2 separate regions of the Homo sapiens genome follow, and region 2 is linked to region 1. A link is a contact called in ENCODE Hi-C data. All regions are on one chromosome and are shown on one strand. Each heading gives the region's core, a stretch centred on a gene start or an enhancer-like site at or near the end of the contact. The rest is flanking DNA. Distances are from core to core; before and after follow the strand shown.

The links. Hi-C counts contacts between places; a loop is a spot of excess contacts on that map. Pooled maps may share reads with other maps.
Region 2: a map with no recorded cell type shows a loop between it and region 1 (8-fold over the local background). The contact joins two enhancer-like sites. A Hi-C loop is called at or near these places in 2 of 168 maps with a recorded cell type or tissue (IMR-90 and Right ventricle myocardium inferior), 1 of 37 single-sample maps with no recorded cell type and 2 of 50 pooled maps.

What each region holds. Positions count from the first base shown.
Region 1 is chr3:70,702,913-70,707,925 of GRCh38, reverse strand. No RefSeq gene overlaps it. Among named protein-coding and RNA genes, the nearest start is that of MDFIC2, 390 kb to the right of the region's middle. Within about 2 kb of position 3,526, at least 2 of the 41 ENCODE cell types and tissues checked have a DNase peak (open chromatin) inside an H3K27ac peak, as active enhancers do.
Region 2 is chr3:71,132,628-71,137,739 of GRCh38, reverse strand. All of the region lies in intron 6 of FOXP1 (forkhead box P1), which reads left to right. Among named protein-coding and RNA genes, the nearest start is that of FOXP1-AS1, 150 kb to the left of the region's middle. Within about 2 kb of position 2,204, at least 2 of the 41 ENCODE cell types and tissues checked have a DNase peak (open chromatin) inside an H3K27ac peak, as active enhancers do.

The DNA.
Region 1 (5,013 bases), core at 2,277-4,776:
CATATTCTTGTTAACACGTTGTATTATTACATTTTTATTTTTGCTATAGTATCTGTTAACCGTATCTTTCTGTGGTATGATTTCGCATTTAGTTCATTTCTTATGAGGTTGAGAATCATACATGTTTACTGTCTGTTTTGGTTTCTTCCTTTGTGGATGTCTCTTGACCTTTTTTTATTGAGTTATTTGTTATTTTCTCAAATTTTCTTGATTTGTAGGAGTTCTTTGTATTCTTTCAGTCTATGTCTTAAAAACTATTTTTCCAAAGGTACCTTTTGATATATTAAACATTTTAATTTAATATATTCATTTACTGAGTTTCAGAACGTGAGCTTTTCAGTAAATCGTATTTTGAAATATTTAAAAAGGAATAGGAGTTTTTTATTCATTTTGACAACTGCTTTATCCGCAGAGCCTAGAACAGGGCCTGTTGCAAATAGGCACTCAATAAATATTAGTTGAGTAAAGTACATTACCTTTCAATAGCTCTCTGGCGTCCATATTATGCCTTTGTTATCAACTTTCTTCCTCAGGATCTAGAATCTCTGTCCTGTTTAGCTTAATGTAGCCTGCTTTTATTCCCTTTGAAGCTCATTGGTTTCATATATTTCACTCTACTGACAATCTATACTTTTACAAGGCTTCTCAAGGTCTGTTGCCTGCAACAGTGCTTCCAGAGAGTGTAAAAATTGTTATGTTAAAAATAGGTTGTCATAGACAAATAGGGTTTGGGAACTAAGCTGGACAATCTTTGGTATTACAAACCTTCTGGAGCCTTTGATATGCTAACACGATTGTGACTGTCTGAATATCTGAGAGTGGGATGCATACCGATTATAGCGTTTCCCAAACCTAGTTTACCATGGACATTTTGTTTTCAGAAGTTATTTTGCATCTCCTATTTCAAGGCATATTTTTTTAAAAGCCATGGATGAACCTATTGGAAAACTGAACTAAAAACTCCAAGACTGTGATTATACACAAAGCAAAATGTAGAATTTGTAAATAATTTAGCATAATAAACTTTACGAGTTCACACATATTTAACCCAAATAGCTGAATTATTTTCTTAACATTTTTAAGTCATTCTCCATTACAACGTTTGCGTGGACATGCAACCCACATCAGCGGCTTACTTTAAATTAATATAATTAATAAAACATATTAAAAGTTAGCCTTTTTAAAGTAGAGGACATTTTTGGAGTAAATACTTTCTTTTCTTTTTTTTGAGACGGAGTCTCACTCTGTCACCCAAGCTGGAGTGCAGTGGCGCGATCTCGGCTCACTGCAAGCTCCACCTCCCGGGTTCATGCCATTCTCCTGCCTCAGCCTCCCGAGTAGCTGGGACTACAGGCGCCCGCCACCACGCCCAGCTAATTTTTTGTATTTTTAGTAGAGATGGGGTTTCACCGTGTTAGCCAGGATGGTCTTGATCTCCTGACCTTGTGATCCACCCGCCTCGGCCTCCTAAAGTTTTGGGATTACAGGCTTGAGCCACCGTGCCCGGCTGGAGTAAATACTTTCTAATATGAATGACGTTTCTGTACCCTTCAAAATATCTCTGTTTCAATGACTTGAAATAGAAAAATATATTCCTAGTTGATATGGTTTGGCTGTGTCCCCCCACAATCTCATCTTGCATTGTAGTTCCCATAATCCTGACATGTTGTGGGAGGGACCTGGTGGGAGGTAACTGAAAAGAGGAGAAGTTACCCCCATGCTGCTGTTCTTGTGATAGTGAGTGAGTTCTCACAAGATATGATGGTTTTATAAGCTTTTCCCCCTTTTGCTCTGAACTTATTCCTGCCATCATGTGAAGAAGGAGGATGTGTCTGCTTCCCTTTCCACCATGATTGTAAGTTTCTTGAGGCCTCCCCAGCCATGTGGGACTGTGACTCAATTAAACTTCTTTTCTTTATAAACTACCCAGTTTTGGGCAGTCCTTTATAGCAGTGTGAGAATGAACTAATGCACTAGTCCTCCATGTTTGGACTTTTCGCTTCTCTTTTCTTCTAAAGTGAGCTTTTGTATTGAGAAAACATGTTCTCCTTTCACATTATAGATATCAGCTTTGGGAGTATTGGGACCTGGTGTGGAATGGAGAAAAGAATACATTGTATCCAGTAAGAAGAAAGCATTATGTTTATAAAATTCCCTTTCATTTGTTCTATGGTCTGAATATCTGTGTCCTCTCAAAATTCATATGTTAAAATCCTAACCCCCAAAGTGATGGTATTAAGAGGTGGGGACTTTTGGGAGATTAGGCCATGGGAGTGGAGCCCTCAAGAATGGCACTAGTATCCTTATAAAAGAGGCCCAAGAGAGCTTGTTTGCCCTTCCCCCATGTGAGGATGCAGTGAATAGACAGACACCTTCTCTGAAGCAGAGAGTAGTCCCCACCGGACCCCAGTCTGCCAGTGCCTTGATCTTAGACTTCTCAGCCTCCAGAACTAAAAGAAATAAATTTCTGTAGTTTATAAGCCACTCAATTTTTGGTGTTTTTTCTTAGTCTCAACAGACTAAGAAAATTGGTTTTTGCTTTTAGGCTTGTAAGTCATTCCATTTAGAGGGAGTTAAAGATGACATGATAAAAATGCTGATTCGCAGGAAGACATAACCACATTGGCAAAACTAATTTGGAAGGCAAGTTGACATTTATGAAAATTAAAAATGGACATTTTTTTGTCCACCAGTTTCATTTCTTTGTATCAACGCTGGAGAAAAAAGAAATCACTGATATATATTAGGGTGCATATTCAGAAATACTCATTGAAATATCATTTGTAAATGAAAGACAGAAAAATTATAGACTATCTAAATGTTCCTAGGAAATACTTTTAAAAACTTGATATAGATACGGATAGACGAAATAATACATAGCAGTTAAAAAAGAATTACAACTATAATAATATGGTAAGATCTCCAAGGTATATTTTGAGTGGAAAAAGCAAGTTGTAGAACAAGGCATCCAAAATAATACCATTTTGTTTTAAAAACACAAACGTTACATATTTTTATAGACATATATGGTCTGAATACAGAAAAAAAATGTAATTTAAAAAATAGTAGTTATATCTGGTGAAGGTACTTGATTTGGAAAACATGGCCAAGGGAGATGAGAAAAATAATTTCTCTTTGTATTGTTTGTGTAATTACACATTAATTAAAAAAACCCTCAAATTATTTATTTAAATTTACCTTTAACCTTTTACACATACTCAAATTTTTAAAAAAGAACTCCTGGTACCTGTGTTTGCTAGCTTAAAAAAAACAAATAAAAAGGCATAGCTGATCATTTTTTCTTCCCAATGGTGTATGCACACTCATGTTACTTTAAGGACCATTTCCTGAAGATAAGGAACAGAAATGAGGGAGAAAATGGAAGAGAATAGCCTTTCTTTTGGTGAGACAGCAAGAGCACAGTTTGACGATTCTCCACTTGACAATTTTTCCCCAGGACAGGACATGTAGAAACATATTTGCCAACAACAAAGCCAGTGCTGGCTTTTAGACACAGAGAAATCAAAGCGGCCCTGAGTGAAATTCCTTTGAAGACTACCTGTGTTGTCTATGGCCGACACTCTTCCTCTGGAAAAGAATCAGCAGATATATATGTGGTGTCTGCATCCCCAAGCTGGGCACACGATTAAAAGCATGCCAAAGCGAAGGCACTAGACGCATGCCAAGATCTGAATATCTTGGGCTATAAAAACAGGTAGAGAGGCCTGCTCAGTTGAAACCTGCAATTGGGCATTAGGGAGCAGAGATGCATTATAGGGGAATTTATGAACCTATTTGAACATCATAAGTTTGAAATTTCCAGACCAAATTGAGGCTTGTACGGTTCCATTTATCACACTTTCCATTTCAGGCTGGCTGAGATGGAAGGAGTTTAAGTGACAGCTGGCTTACCCTTACCCCCAGGCCACCAGATGAAATTGTGGAGCAGAGCCTGCCTGGCACGTAGAAAGATGAGGAGAAGGGGACAAGCTGCAGGGGGGTGCAGAATGCGTGAGCTCGTCCTGGTGGCACTGAGCAGGTAGAGTGCTCCGACAAGAGGGGACAAAGGAGGCGGGGGAGGAGTCTGATGGAAAGACCTGAGAATGAGAATGAGAAGAAGACTTGCAATCGAGACCTCTTGCCAAGAGAAGAATGAAAGGGGATAGAGTGGGAGGGCAGGGAGAAAAAAAAAATTAGTCCAGCTGCTCAAGGAGAGCAGGTTGAAATAGAGGGGATGTTGATTTAGAACAGTCATCACTCAGAAAAGCCAGAACAACAAAAGAAACACAGGAAGGTACTGCCTAGAGGAAGATAGTCTCCGTAGCGTTTTTTTTTTTTTTTTATTACTGCGTTTAAAACGGGAAAGAACTGTAAAGGTTGGTGGAATGATTTCAGCCCGTCTAAGCGTGTGTCTACCTGCCTGGCTGTGGCCGGGAGGTTTGTTTGGCTGCCTATCAGCTCTTATTTCCTTAGAAGGTTGGAGAATTAGCTTCCTCATTCCCATCAAATGTGTGAAAACCATTCCTTGATGTAGGTGAAGCTTTCTGTGGTTTACTGCGAAGGAAAAAGCGACAAAGAGTGAGAAAGTTCTACTTTAGCAATTTATAATTTCACCACCACCCCCCCGCCCCCACTGACTTCTGTTTTATTTCAGACGTTATTTTCTCTCTTCCTTTTGAGTTTCTGTTAAACACACTAGATATCTTTGGTGTGTTGTTGTTATTGTTTTCAAGATCCCCTCTCCCCGAAAAGCTACCTTTGGAGTGAAAGGATCATGGACTCCTAGAAATTCACAACTGGCTTGGTTTAATCCAAGGCACTTTTTTACTTGTTTTTTTTTTTTTTTTTTTTTTTTTTCCTGAGGGAGTCTCTTGAGACACATCACTAGTACCAGTTTGTTTTGGAATCACATTTAGGAGAATTTTTTTTAAAACCATGAATAAGTCTGTGTTTTTTGTGGAAACAAAGAGCAGATTTTGCAAGCGAAGGAGGTCATTTACCCCCACAATGAAA
Region 2 (5,112 bases), core at 955-3,454, 430 kb before region 1:
CACCATCCAGATGCATTCGGATGTTATTGAAGGTGGGCGAATTGTTGACAAACATGATAGAAGACCAGATACCTTAGGCTGATTTTCACTGCTGGCATTGGACATCGGAGGAGCTGCATGAGCTTTGAAAGCTAAAACTCCCAAACTGGAGCCACAAAAGCTTTAGGCTGCATCAGTTATCAACAAAGAGCCCTGATTTCCACAATCAGAACAGGCATTTCTCCAGCCTCCAGGAAACCTCATGCATCTAATGTTCCCCAAAATATTAATAGTACAAATGGTGGACCCATCTCACTGGTTAAGATTAAGCTTCCCGCAGCAGAGAAGTGAGCAAGTGAAGTGAAAAATCTCAGACCGTATGGAGGATGTTTTGCTGTGCCTTGGCTGGGCTGGCGAGGATGTTTTGCTGTGCCTTGGCTGGGCTGGCAAGGATGTGCTGAAATATAAAGGGATATGGAGAAGAGAGCAAAGTGTCAGTTTGAAAGCCAGAGATTGGAAAATAGAGCAGTTATTTTGAGGGTCAATTCACTTCTCTTTGAGAAGGTTTATCCAGTCAGGTAGCTAACACCCTGGAAGGAAAAGAACTCAGAGGCCGCTAGGCGTGTCTGAGATACTCTCCCACCACCCACTACACTAACCCCCTCCTCATATCTTGCCTTCTCTTTCCATCCCTGCCAAAGGATAAATTGCCCTCATCCTGCTAATGCTAATGGAAGACATTATTAACAAAAGGGAGTGCTTCATAAAGGAAGCTGAGATCTGGCAAGTGGAGGCATGACATCCTTATGCTGATAGTGGTACAGGTCAGAAATAGTGAATATGGAAACAAATATTTCACTGAAATGTTCTGCCATTTAAAGGGACATGTCTAGATAGCCATGTACATATATACTTTTTTCCACCAGTAATCTTTTTTTTTTGTTGTATTTCTCAGAGAAAGAAAAATAGATTTTAAAATGTAAAAACCTGTTCTTCAATTGCGTATGCAAAAATCTCACTGCAGTGTTTATTCTAAACCTGCTCTCATAATGTTCAGTCAAGGAGAAAACAGCAAAAAACAGTTGTTGATGGACTTAGCACAGAACTGGATTAAATAAGCATTAGTCTACTGAAGCTGATTACAGGAATATGAAAATGCAGTATCTTAATGGTACATATTTTTATGTGGCAGCTCAGTTGCCTTTCATTTTGCAGCTAATATGTCTATTCTTATGAGTCATTTACTTCTTTAATTACCTTTTGCAGGCAAGGCACCATGGTATATTAATGTGAATGATTTTTACTGCCAGTTTATCATACAATGCCCCAGAAGTTGAAAGGCGTAATTGACTTGGAAGAACAGCTCATGAAGGAAACAATATTTAGTTGACAGTTTTCCTTGTACTCTCTGTTGACGTTTATGAGTTTACACTATGCTAAAGGAGTAATAAACACAATTTTCTTTCAATAACAGGAAAGGGTAGCTTCTAAAATACATTTGTGGAAAACACATTTGTTCATTTCTTGAATAATATGAAAATAACACATTTCCAGTGATAAGACTTCTCAGATTGCCAATTGAATTAAACCTTCAAAGGTGCATTTATAACCTGTCTCAGAGCATTAGGAGATATTAGGGTTCATGTGATTGAATCTACTTAATGAATATTTAAATTATAAACAGATTTAGATAAATCATATTTAACTCTGGGTGTTAGGGTGAGACAATTTGGTCCTGCGCTCCCAACTTCCAGGAGAAGGAAAGGCAGAACGGGAGCTTGGGGATTGGGAACTGTCTGAAGGAAGATTTTCTTTCTCCAAAGGGAGGGAAAGTCTGACAGTACATTTTGGAAAAGTAAAGAAGGCATAGTCGATGCAACTCCTTATATGGCCTGGCCCTTGAAGAGTTAAATAAAGATTTGGGTGGGTCGCTGCCGTTTTGGAGCCTGGAAAGGTGCTTTGACTTGACTTGGGCAGTGTTATTTTAACCATCACTTCCACAGTCCCCTTGGCCTTAAGCTGGTTCACTGGCTCTGGGCAGGCCCTGGTTTGGCACATTGGTTCAGAGGGAGTTAAACTTTTCACAGTTTTCTGGGTTGTTTGCAGTTCAGTCCTGTGCAACATAATGAAAGTTTTCTAGCCATCTGTTGTTAAGCTGGCGGTGAACAAGGCCAGTATATCCAAACAAAGTTCTGGCCTGCTGTAAACTGAACCTGTCAGTTTAGCATAGCTTTGCTGACCCCTCCAAGGAACAGGGCAGCCCTCGGTACCAGGCACTCACCGCTTAGAACTTTCAAAGGGGAACTATTTTGGGAGTAGGGGGTAGGGGCCTGTTTACTTTTTTCCTCTGTGTTCCTCTCACTGGCTTGGACTGGTTTATACTTAATCTTTACATGTACAAATGGATATTGGTCTCCCCTCCTTTTGGTCCCCCCTCCTTTTTCAGAGGGAAGGACATTTCTTCTTAATAGGGGATTATAACTTTTTTTTTTTTTTTTTTTTTTTGAGACGGAGGCTCACTGTTGCCGGGCTGAAGTGCAGTGGTGCGATCTTGGCTCACTGCAACCTCCACCTCCTGGGTTCAAGCAATTCTCCTGCCTTAGCCTCCCGAGCAGCTGGGACAACAGGCACGCATCACCGCGCCCAGCTAATTTTTGTATTTTTGGTAGAGATGGGGTTTCACCGTGTTGGCCAGGATGGTCTCGATCTCTTTTGACCTCGTGATCCGCCCACCTCGGCCTCCCAAAGTGCTGGGATTACAGGCGTGAGCCACCGTGCCTGGCCGGGGATTATAACTTTTAGAAGAAGGTAGGATTGTCTAGAAATGTATGTGAGGTGGCTGTGATTCAAAGGGAAGTTCTATGCAGTTATTTTTGTTTCATTATTTTGTCTTTCAGTGTTGGGGGGTACAAATAGTCCAGGAAAAGAAGTGCCTATATTTATTACTTAGCTTATATAGTTAAAGTTTTCATAGCTTTAAGAGGGCTTTTCCCCCCTTTCTGCTGCATTTTGTATTTCATCATCAGAAGTTAATATACAGCATAACTTGGCAGAGCAGCAGTTAGACAATACTCCCAGCTGTATGGGCTATTTCGTGCTTCTCTGTTCTCATTTACAAGGTGTATCTTTGGCTTTAATTGCCCAGCTTAACCTTAAAATAATTCCATTGTTTCGCTGTATTTTTTCCTACTGTAGTATATGTTTCATTTTCATTTTCTGTTTGGCAGTATTTCCTTGGCTATATATGAAATGCTCCTATACATTTGGATCCTTGAGCTATCTGTCTATCTACCTACCTACCTATCTCAATACCTATCTAACACTTCCCCTAATCTTTGTGGGTTTCCTTTTGTTAATGATACCTTGGAGGTGCTGCTGTATTTTTCTCTTGGCCTTGCTATCATGTATTTCTTGTCCAGCCTTGGTTACATTTGTGCCCTGTTAAGAGAGGGCCCTGGGGAGCCATCATTAAACCTTGGTGTCCATTCGAAATTGTAAAAATATCAAGGAGAATAGCCACCGTTTTTGAATAATTATTTTGGCTGCTCTAACGGCCACCTTAGTCTGTCTAGGTAGAAGCAGACCACAGTCCCACACAGCAACAAAGAAACAAGATACTGAAAGCCTTTAGACAAATGTCTGAAGCACCAGTGTGAGCGGGTTTGGGCTCAACTTCAGCTGCAATCAAGAAATGGACAAGGGTCAAGAATTCCATAAATGGGGGTGGGGACAGAATAGGCAAAGGAATAAACAAGGAGACACCCAAGCCTTCCCGTTTAAGGGACAAGGAGTATTACAGCTGTGAAAAATATTCAATTTAAAATTTAAATGAATGCACTTACTAGGAAATACTATAGAGTCATAATCTGTTTGTGAGGTGACTGACATATAAAGTGTTTTTTTGTTTTAAAGTGAAAAAAAAACATCACACACACACATATTCGGGGTAGACTTTCGGGTATAAAATGTCAGGTGCAATGTAACGTGTACTCAACTCCAAGAGTCAAGCAAATAACCTTGGTATTTAGGATGTTGCCTTTTAGAACATGAAATTGTATTTTGTTGTGTGTCCTTTTTTTTTTTATTTAGAGGAGGACTACATTAAGAGGTCACCTATTAGCTGTGTTTTTGCTGTCTTAAACTCAGCCCTTCTGTCTATTAAAATCAAACCACTGTGTAAACATTCCGTGTTGTTCTTGGTCTCTACAATGGCCACGGGGATCAGGTTTCACCTGCCTGCACATCTTCAAGCAATTACAGCAATTAGCGTGAAGCCATTTCACATTCAAGGATTCAAGGTCTATGGTGACATTCAAGTCCAGGAGAAGTCTGAAAGGGAGAGGAGGAAGAGGCCCAGAGCGAGACGACTATTCCATGGCCCTGAGCAGACAATTTCTCTTTTAAAAATGGTGGCCCTTTAATGATGTTATTATGAGGTTTTTAAATGACATATCAAAAGTTGTTTATATCACAAAAACCCAACAGTCATTTAATTATACTAATGAAGGTCTTTATACGTGTCAGATTTTTTAAAAAAGACTTCTAATGGCCATGAGAAATGGACTGTTGCTGCTGCTTGCATCACAGCAGTGGTGGCAGCATTCTTTGTAGAGGAAGAACATATTTTATAATGTATAAGGGAATTTGCATTTCGCTTTTCACGGCAAACCTTTCTGTGTTTTTTGTAAATCTAACAATTGCAACAACATGGAATATTTAGTTGGGAGATGTTTGGAGTAAGTGTTGAAAGCAACTATGTTTGCTTGCTTTTTTTTTTTTATGGTTAGAGAACAACTGTGGCGACTTTCACAGATTGAACTAGTACAGTTCAAAGGAAAATCATCGACTTTAGCACATCTGATAGCTATATAGGCATGGCAGAGGTGTCTTGAAAAAACACTCTTAGGATCCAGTAGGGCTTTGGCTTTGTTTGTTTGTGTTGTTTTTTGCATTTGTAACTTAGTTACCCAGGACTCGTTTGCACAAGGCAAATGCTAAACTGATTACAGCTTTTAAAAATTGGTTTGTACATTTTTTAATCCATATTTTAATGTTGGTTTATTATGCAAAAAAAGAGGGGCACTAATTTTAAAAATCCAAGCGTGCTGCAAAAGAAGATCTTGCTTTGCAGTC